Linked DNA regions of Homo sapiens: region 1 is linked to region 2. A link is a contact called in ENCODE Hi-C or POLR2A ChIA-PET data. All regions are on one chromosome and are shown on one strand. Each heading gives the region's core, a stretch centred on a gene start or an enhancer-like site at or near the end of the contact. The rest is flanking DNA. Distances are from core to core; before and after follow the strand shown.

Evidence for each region. Hi-C counts contacts between places; a loop is a spot of excess contacts on that map. ChIA-PET counts read pairs that join two places held with the same protein, here RNA polymerase II (POLR2A). Pooled maps may share reads with other maps.
Region 1: a pooled map shows a loop between it and region 2 (4-fold over the local background). The contact joins two enhancer-like sites. A Hi-C loop is called at or near these places in 2 of 168 maps with a recorded cell type or tissue (A673 and CD4-positive, alpha-beta memory T cell), 11 of 37 single-sample maps with no recorded cell type and 13 of 50 pooled maps. POLR2A ChIA-PET finds 5 or more read pairs at or near these places in 4 of 52 experiments (GM12878, K562, MCF 10A and 1 more).

The regions. Positions count from the first base shown.
Region 1 is chr20:4,971,710-4,975,819 of GRCh38, reverse strand. The region is part of intron 1 of SLC23A2 (solute carrier family 23 member 2); the gene reads left to right. Among named protein-coding and RNA genes, the nearest start is that of SLC23A2, 28 kb to the left of the region's middle. RefSeq lists enhancers at 1,934-2,243, 1,499-2,698 and a silencer at 2,311-2,511. Within about 2 kb of position 2,184, at least 27 of the 41 ENCODE cell types and tissues checked have a DNase peak (open chromatin) inside an H3K27ac peak, as active enhancers do; they include OCI-LY7, where a contact is called at or near this core.
Region 2 is chr20:5,190,675-5,194,660 of GRCh38, reverse strand. CDS2 (CDP-diacylglycerol synthase 2) reads right to left here. Exons shown (of 13, transcript NM_003818.4): 13 at 1-3,986. Among named protein-coding and RNA genes, the nearest start is that of CDS2, 66 kb to the right of the region's middle. RefSeq lists enhancers at 1,561-1,610, 2,384-2,473. Within about 2 kb of position 2,165, at least 11 of the 41 ENCODE cell types and tissues checked have a DNase peak (open chromatin) inside an H3K27ac peak, as active enhancers do; they include OCI-LY7, where a contact is called at or near this core.

The DNA.
Region 1 (4,110 bases), core at 935-3,434, 220 kb after region 2:
AACACGTACTGAAAAAAATGGGTAAAAGGCACTTACAGTTCATAAAAGAACTGTAGACACATGGATCAAAGAAATCAAGATCAAAACCAGATGTCATTCTTTACATGTCATATTTGCAAAAATTAAAAAAAAAAAAACAGGCGGGGCACGGTGGCTCACGCCCGTAATCCCAGCACTTTGGGAGGCCAAGACAGGTGGATCACTTGAGGTCAGGAGTTTGAGACCAGCCTGGCCAGCATGGTGAAACCCTGTCTTTACTAAAAATACAAACATTAGCCAGGCGTGGTGGTGCGTGCACGTAATCCCAGCTACTTGGGAGGCTGAGGCAGGAGAATGGCTTGAACCCGGGATGTGGAGTTTGCAGTGAGCCAAGATGGCACCACTGCATTCCAGCCTGGGCAACAGAGTGAAACTCTGTCTCAAAAAATAAATAAGTAATAAAAAACAATCTAGGAATGGCAAGTGAGGTTAACGTCATATTCTTTCTTTTTCTTTTTTTCTTACTCACCGCTGCACCAATGAAGAAATACATAGTTTTCTTCCGTTGTGCTTTGTCAGTTTGTCTGCATTCCCAGAAGGAATTGGGAAGCTTTTTCATTTCCCATTTCTTACGAGGAAGGCTGGGAAATAACTAAGAATTTGTCTGGGCCTAGCACCTTTTGGAAAAGAGTAATTTGCTTTTGTAATTTTCTCCATTTATTGTTACTTGTTCAGGTTTTCAAAAAATAGTTTTTGGCCAGGCACGGTGGCTCACACCTGTAATCCAGCATTTTGGGAGACCAAGGCGGGTGGATCACTTGAGGTCAGGAGTTCAAGACCAGCCTGGTCAACATGATGAAACCCCATCTCTACTAAAAATACAAAAATTAGCCAGGTGTGGTGGTGGGCCCTGCAATCCCAGCTACTCGGGAGGCTGAGGCAGGAGAATCGCTTGAGCCCTGGAGGCGGAGGTTGCAGTGAGCTGAGATCACGCTACTGCACTCCAGCCTAGGTGACAGAGCGAGACTCCGTCTCAAAAACAAAAACAAAAACACTGAAAAAATAGCTTTCCCCCCAAAATTGCCCATTTCATCAAGATTTTCAAGTGCATACATGTGCCTCTTTTGTAAGACCTTGAAAAAAATACAAACATTGGGAATGATAGTATAAGGATAAAGGATATAAGGGTAGTATAAGGTTAAAAATAAACTTAAAAAACAAAATGCCAAAGCATGAAGAATATGTAGTGTTTGAGTTTGCCCTTGTTTTCAGAAGATATTTGTCATATTCAGGAAGTATCTTTTAATTTGCATTGAAGATATTTGGTTTTTGCTTTTTATTTATTTTTATTATTATTATTTTTTTTATTTTTTGAGACGGAGTTTCGCTCTTCTTGCCCAGGCTGGAGTGCAATGCGCGATCTCGGCTCACCGCAACCTCCGCCTCCTGGGTTCAAGCGATTCTCCTGCCTCAGCCTTCCCGAGTAGCTGGAATTACAGGCATGCGCCACCATGCCTGGCTAATTTTGTATTTTTAGTAGAGATGGAGTTTCTCCATGTTGGTCAGGCTGACCAACTCCTGACCTCAGGTGATCCACCCACCTCAGCCTCCCAAAGTGCTGGGATTACAGGCATAAACCACCGCGCCTGGCTGGTTTTTGCTTTTTAAATCAGGAGGAAGTGTTTTGTCAGCCTTTTTGGCATCTACTGAATTGATAGAATGATTTGGCTGTTCAAAGGTTCTGGCCTGTTATGATACTGGCCCTGGCATTCTCTCCTTCCTGCTTTTGAAGAGTTAACATCCCTTTTTAAGGAAATGATGTTGAGTCAGTGGTAGATGTTAAATAACATAGTAAGATACACAGATGGCAATTCTGTAGTATTTCTTCCCCAGTTTTTTGTTGAATGTTTTCTGTATGAAGTCAGTGTCTGGAAACCACAGCATGTAGTATGTACTTTTGCACATCCTAATTAAGAAGCAACAGAAGCACTGTGAACAGATTCTTGAGAGTTCAGCGGGCCTTGATGGGGGAAAGTCATGTGGCCATGAGTGTGTCCCAAGTGATGTTTCCTCTGACCTGCCGCAGCGCCCAGGCTTTGATCTCAGCCCCGTAGCCTTGCGTGCAAAGGACAGTTTTCATGTTTCCAGAGTGCGGTGGAACCCACGAATGGGAGGGGCATTCAGCGGAGCGCTCTGCCAGAAGTTCAAGGTTGCTTACTGATAGCTCAGTCTTGTTTTTGTTTGTATCGTGATTCCTTCTTAACTCCTTCCTCAGAGATTCCTTTCTCAAAAATGTATTTGCATGTTCCCAGTATTAAAACCTCTGACCCAGTTCTGTGGTTTGGTCTCAGTACTTGTTCTGTGCAGTAGTTAAGTCCTTCCAGCCATCTTGCCACTCAGCTTAGAAAAATACTCTCCAAAAACATGTCTTTAAGGAGTCATAGTACTTTCGCTTCCCCATTCAGAATTTTCCAATGATTTGTAGCTAAAAATGACATTCTGTTAATTTGCACTTTGCCCTCATGGAGCCGTTTTTAATTAATAGTTTTTTAAAGGATTTGCAAAAGAAGCATACACATGTTGAAAAATAATTCTAGCTTGTCAGACTTGTGTTTAGTAAATTGAGAAGGTCACACGATCTTTTCTTATGTCCCCCCACCACTTCAAAGCAGTTTGATCTGTATCCTTGCCAGCCCTGTTCTGTGTACACAAATGCATACTATGTAATTATCCTTTTAATAAAAGTGAAATCATAACCACACATATTGTACAACCTGTATTTTTCAAGGAACTGTATTTGTTATTATAACTTAACTGAAAGTAAGCCATTCTTTTAAAGTGTCTCTCTTGTTTTCTTTTCTCATGTTCTTTTCATTATTCCTCTTGACTAGACATTGATGGATGTCACCTTTGTGCCTCCCTTCTGACATTGCAAATTTCTGATAAACATAGCTTAAGGCTTGGCATAGTGGCTTGTGCCTGTAATCCCAGCACTTTGGGAGCCGAGGCGGGTGGATCACCTAAGGTCGAGTTCAAGACCAGCCTGGCCAGCATGGTGAAACCGTGTCTCTACTAAAAATACAAAAAATTAGCCAGGCATGGTGGCGGGCACCTGTAATCCCAGCTGCTCGGGAGGCTGAGGCAAGAGAATCGCTTGAACCCGGGAGTGGAGGTTGTAGTGAGCCAAGATTGCGCCACGGCACTCCAGCCTGGCTGATAGAGCGAGACTCTGTCTCATTTAAAACAACAACAACAACAAAAAAACCCCAAAAAACCCCCCAAAAACCCCCACATAGCTTAAGATAGATTTATGTGTAGAGATTTTATTTTGAGAAATAAATTACTACTTTTTTTTTCCTTGCATGCAAAATGTTTTAGAAAGGGAAAGACATCAATTTCTTCATTCACGTTCTAATAATTTAAAGTGAGTATTTTTTCCCAAATAGCACAAGACCAGTGTTTAGTTTCCAAAATTAAAAAAAAAAAAAAGACTCATTAATGGTTCCTTGAAGGCTGGACTGGTACCAGTCTGATGGCATTTGTGTGCTATTTAACTTGGGGCCGTTGGCGATTGTTGATGCTAACTTGCCCAAGAACAAATGGTAAAAGTTGATGTCTCAACATAAGGATTTTCCAGTGAAAATCTGGCTAAACTGTTGGTTGCCTTGCACGTTTTTCTTCACAAGGGAGGGCCAGGCTCATGGCTGGGGCTGGGATGGCTGTTCCCAAGACAGCCACTGAGTCAGGCTCTGGGTTCCCTTTATTGTGGAACATATGCATAGGTACAAGAGTGGATAAAACATAGCCGTTTAATAAATAGTAAAAGAAACATCTGTGTACCTGCTCATATCCCAGTTTGAGAAACAGAATGTGACCGGCTTTTTGAGAAGCACCCTCCCCGTGTGCTAGTACATTTTTAAGAGGCTTTAACAGAAAGTGACTTATTTATTTATTTTTTTTAAATCAAAGACCCTGTGCTAGGGAATATGGAGTTTAAAAGTTATCAATGGAGAAATCCCAACTGAGTGCAAATCACTTTTTTTGCTTTTGTTTTGAGATGGCGTGTTGCTCTGTTGCCCAAGTAGGACTGCAGTGGCACAGTCATGGCTCACTGCAGCCTTGACCTCCTGG
Region 2 (3,986 bases), core at 916-3,415:
ATCCGCATGTCCTCAAAATCCCAACACTTCAGCATCCAAAGGATACCTCCTAAACTGCACTCAAAGTGCGTTGGGAAACATGGTCCCTATACAAACAGGTGACAGCCTTAATCAAGAGACAGCCCCAGATGAGAACAGCCTCCATCCACCTGAGAGGCCAGGTAAGGCCACTGCTGGTCAACCTGAAAGGGAAGGGCGCATTCAGATGGCAACAGCAGCCAGGACTCTTCTGAGAATAGGGCCCACCTTCTGCAGGGATGTGGATAAGGAGAGTCCAGGCCCAAGAGAAGGTGGGCCAGGCAGAGCCCTGAGATAAGAATCCTTCGTGACCACTTGGTTTAAACCCTAGCACCCCATGCAGGTTGTGGCACAAGGCCCCCACCCAACAAGAGAAACTGAGTCAGGAAGTGAGAGCTGTTCATCTCTTTAAAAACTGGAAGCTGGGCAGCTGCGTGCAGGGTGATCAAGGGAAAAGGAAGTTTGTTTTGACCAAGTCAGGGAAGAATACGGGGCTCTGCCTGAGTATTAGCCATCATCTTCAGGCCAGAGTTTGTTCCACCTGCTCTTTGGAGTCCAGTGTTCCAAAGCACAAGTGAGAGTCCATCCGCGGCTTACTGTCTTGCAATGTGTCCATAAAAGTCACCTGGACATCCTCCCCACCCTGACCTCAGAAGAACAGAAACCTGTTCAAGTGAAATTGTCCTCCCAACTCCACCCTTTTCTTAGCACATAATCACAGTGTGCAAGAAAGGTGGGCCCAGATATGTTACTCTGGAAGACAAAAGACAATAGTGCCTAAGATATTACTAAAACAGGAAAAGGCTTCAGCAGTGACATACCACATTTAGTAGGGTGATGAAAATCTACCCCCTTGGACATGCAACTAGGACTGGCTTTGTAACTAACAAGACCCCTGCTTCACAGTTTTCTGAGCAAGGACACTCTGTCTCAAGTCACTTATACTCTCCCACTACCCGACTCTGTCAATAGTGGAGATGAACCTGAGCTTTGGGAAACATGGTCCCCATACAAACAGGTGACAAGGGCTGAGCCAAGGGCTCACTGACAGTGTGAAGATCTCAACTCAAAGATCCATTCAAATAAGGCTCCAGTCAACTCAGCAACTAGCTCAGACCAAATCACAAGGTCTGTGTAGTCTCCCTTAAAACATATTTTTGGGATTTTCTTGCATAATATAGGTCAAGTTACAGTGGAAAAAAATTCTATAAAAATGGATTCAAAGTCCACCTGTGTAAAGTCAAAAGTTGTATCCTCCCCAATGAAAGAGATTAGTTTCAAAGGATGTGAAACTAGTTCTCATACATTATAGGGCTGTACAATACTAAGAGTAATTACATTTTAAATGCAAAATACTGTAGCTACTAAAATGCCCAGAATATGAAACAAGTTGCCTAAGAGGGTTTCACTTTCAGGAGTAAAACATAAATGGAACCTTTCTGAATACTAAAAGCAGTTAAGAGGGCAGCATGCGCACACACAAAAGGCAAAGACTCGGTACCCTGTGAGCGGTCATGAGCAGAGCTCCCAGGGGCTGGGGGGTGCCCATCAGCCCTGGTTTCTATGACCCCCTTGTTCCACCAGGCAGGAGCCAACAGCAATTTAAGCTCCAACCTGGCTCAGGCCAGGCCTCCTGAGCTAGAGGGAAGGAAAGCTGCAACACCTCGGTGTACTCACACGACGTTCACAAAAGCAAGCAGGGCTGGGGGACCCTCCAGGTGTCCTGTGGGTAAAGTGCAGGATGGAGTGAGTCCTGACTCCACCACACTATCCTGGGGAAGCTCCCTGCCTGGTAAGGTGCTCATGACTCTCACCCGAGGTAAGAAGGCTGTTGTGAGAATGTAGGGATACAAGTTGGAAAGCAAAGCAAAAGTCTCTGAATCAGGACTATGCAGTATTCATGAATACATAAACAAATGAGAAGCATAAAACCATGCATGGAAGTGATAAACAGGGAATTCACGACAAGGGAGGGCACACAGTTGCAGTCACATTTTATTTCTGACCAATAAAAAAAAAATGGGTCTAAAGCAAGTGATGCCATTCATGAAGATTTGAATGTACACACGTAAAAATGGTTTCTTGAATCTTGTCTGTGAATAGGAAAGAGAAACATTGTGCTATATGGACACAAGGTGGCAGTGCTCTCCTAGCTACCTGACAAAAAATCCTCATCTCCAGAAAGCATGCAGGAGAAATCAGAAAATAAAACACAAGCTGACCCTCTGGCCTGCCTGCTAGCAGCTCTAGTGCGCACTCAGCTTCGGCTTCCTAGACCCCCCTTCCCCACCCCACCCCCACCAAGTAACCACTTCCACAAAGGAACATGATGAGCCTTGCCCAGTATGCTCGGCTCCCTGATCCCAAAGGCAGCCCTATTCAAGAGCAGGTCTCTGCAGCCAGGCCCCAGCTGAGACTCCCTCCTCTCAAGGAGCCCACCATATGCCCACAATGGGACAAAAGAGACAAATGAGGAGCCCTTTCGGTATCTAGTTTGGTGATCCAGGTTCATTCTTCAATCTGAAAACTACAGTTTCGTTATTGATCACCTTTACTGTTCGGGTGTGCTGCTGAGATACCTACTCACCTTAAGGATAAGCATGTAAGGGCCTGAAAACACTTCCTGTTTGGGGGGTGCCCAGGACCTCACTTAATGAGCCTCTACCGGCATGAACTTGCTCAGCCAGAATCACAGAAGAGTGGAATTGGGAGTAGCTCCGAAAAAGAGGCCCTGGAGAGTGATGCATCCTGCCAGTGACACAGCCAATACTGAAATGAAAGCCCTTGCGATAATATGTTTTGTTTTTAAGGGGCCTTGGACCTGAATAAGAGAAGCCACGAGGCTGAAATGGAAATAAAAGTTCAGCGGAAAGAAGCCGCTTCAGCCCCACACACATATGGGAAGTCACTCAAGGATGTGTGAGCTGAAACATCCCGAGGGCTCCATCCTCTGCTGGACACTCTAGAGACCTGGGCTGACTGTGCACTTTCAGGGAGGCAGTGAGGCTAATTTACAAACAAAAACACCACAAACCAGCACTAGACCAAGGTGCAGAAGCAAATCATTACACCCTCGTTGGCAATGAAAACATCCACGGCACGGAATAGTTTGATATATTTGGGTGCCAAGTTCTCTCTCCCGCACTCCATCACTTGTTGGCCTGACAAAGAACTAATCTGTCTTCCCAAAGTCAATCTCACCCCTGAAATTAGGGAGGGGAAAAAAAATCACAGTTTAAGCAAACAACAACAACGAAAGGTCCCCCAGTACAATACAAACTACATTTAAACTGGTCACATTATATAAAAAGTGTGCATTTAATCTTCAAAATAGTCAAGGCTCTAATCAGGTTAGGTTTTCCATAGTTTTAAGCAGGACTTTGTGGTTTTAGTGAAGAAGTCATGGTGCAATTGAAATCACTGTAAGAAATAAGTGACTTTTAAAACAAACACAGACACACACACTCCTCTTAAGAGTAATATATACACAACACAGCAGCTACATGGGTGTTCAGGCAAAGGGTGCATGAACGAGAAGCCCTCTGCTCCCTGCCCGATGAGAAAGTCCCCAGAAAGGATTCAGCAGCAGCAAGTCTACAGCACAAACATGGATGGCATTGTCCCTGAAAACACACAGTTAGGTGGACCTACAGGAGACATTGGAGCCTAGACATGTGGGAAAGGGCTCAGTTACAGTACATTCTACTGCATACACTTGAAATATTACAGTGTGTTTTTTCTCCAGACTATTATAAATAATTTTTCGTGCTTTCTGAAAAAAATAAAAACTGAAACTTTCAGTCTGCGATGAAGGTGAACCCATCTTATAAAGCAGAGCTTACTTACATTCTGCAGGATTTTGGTGTGGATGCATAGAAGGCTTACCTGGTTAGTAAGCCTCCATTCCTCCGACCTACAGAAGGCAACCCTTCTGCAGCTCCAAGCAGGGATTTCTAGAAAAGACCAGG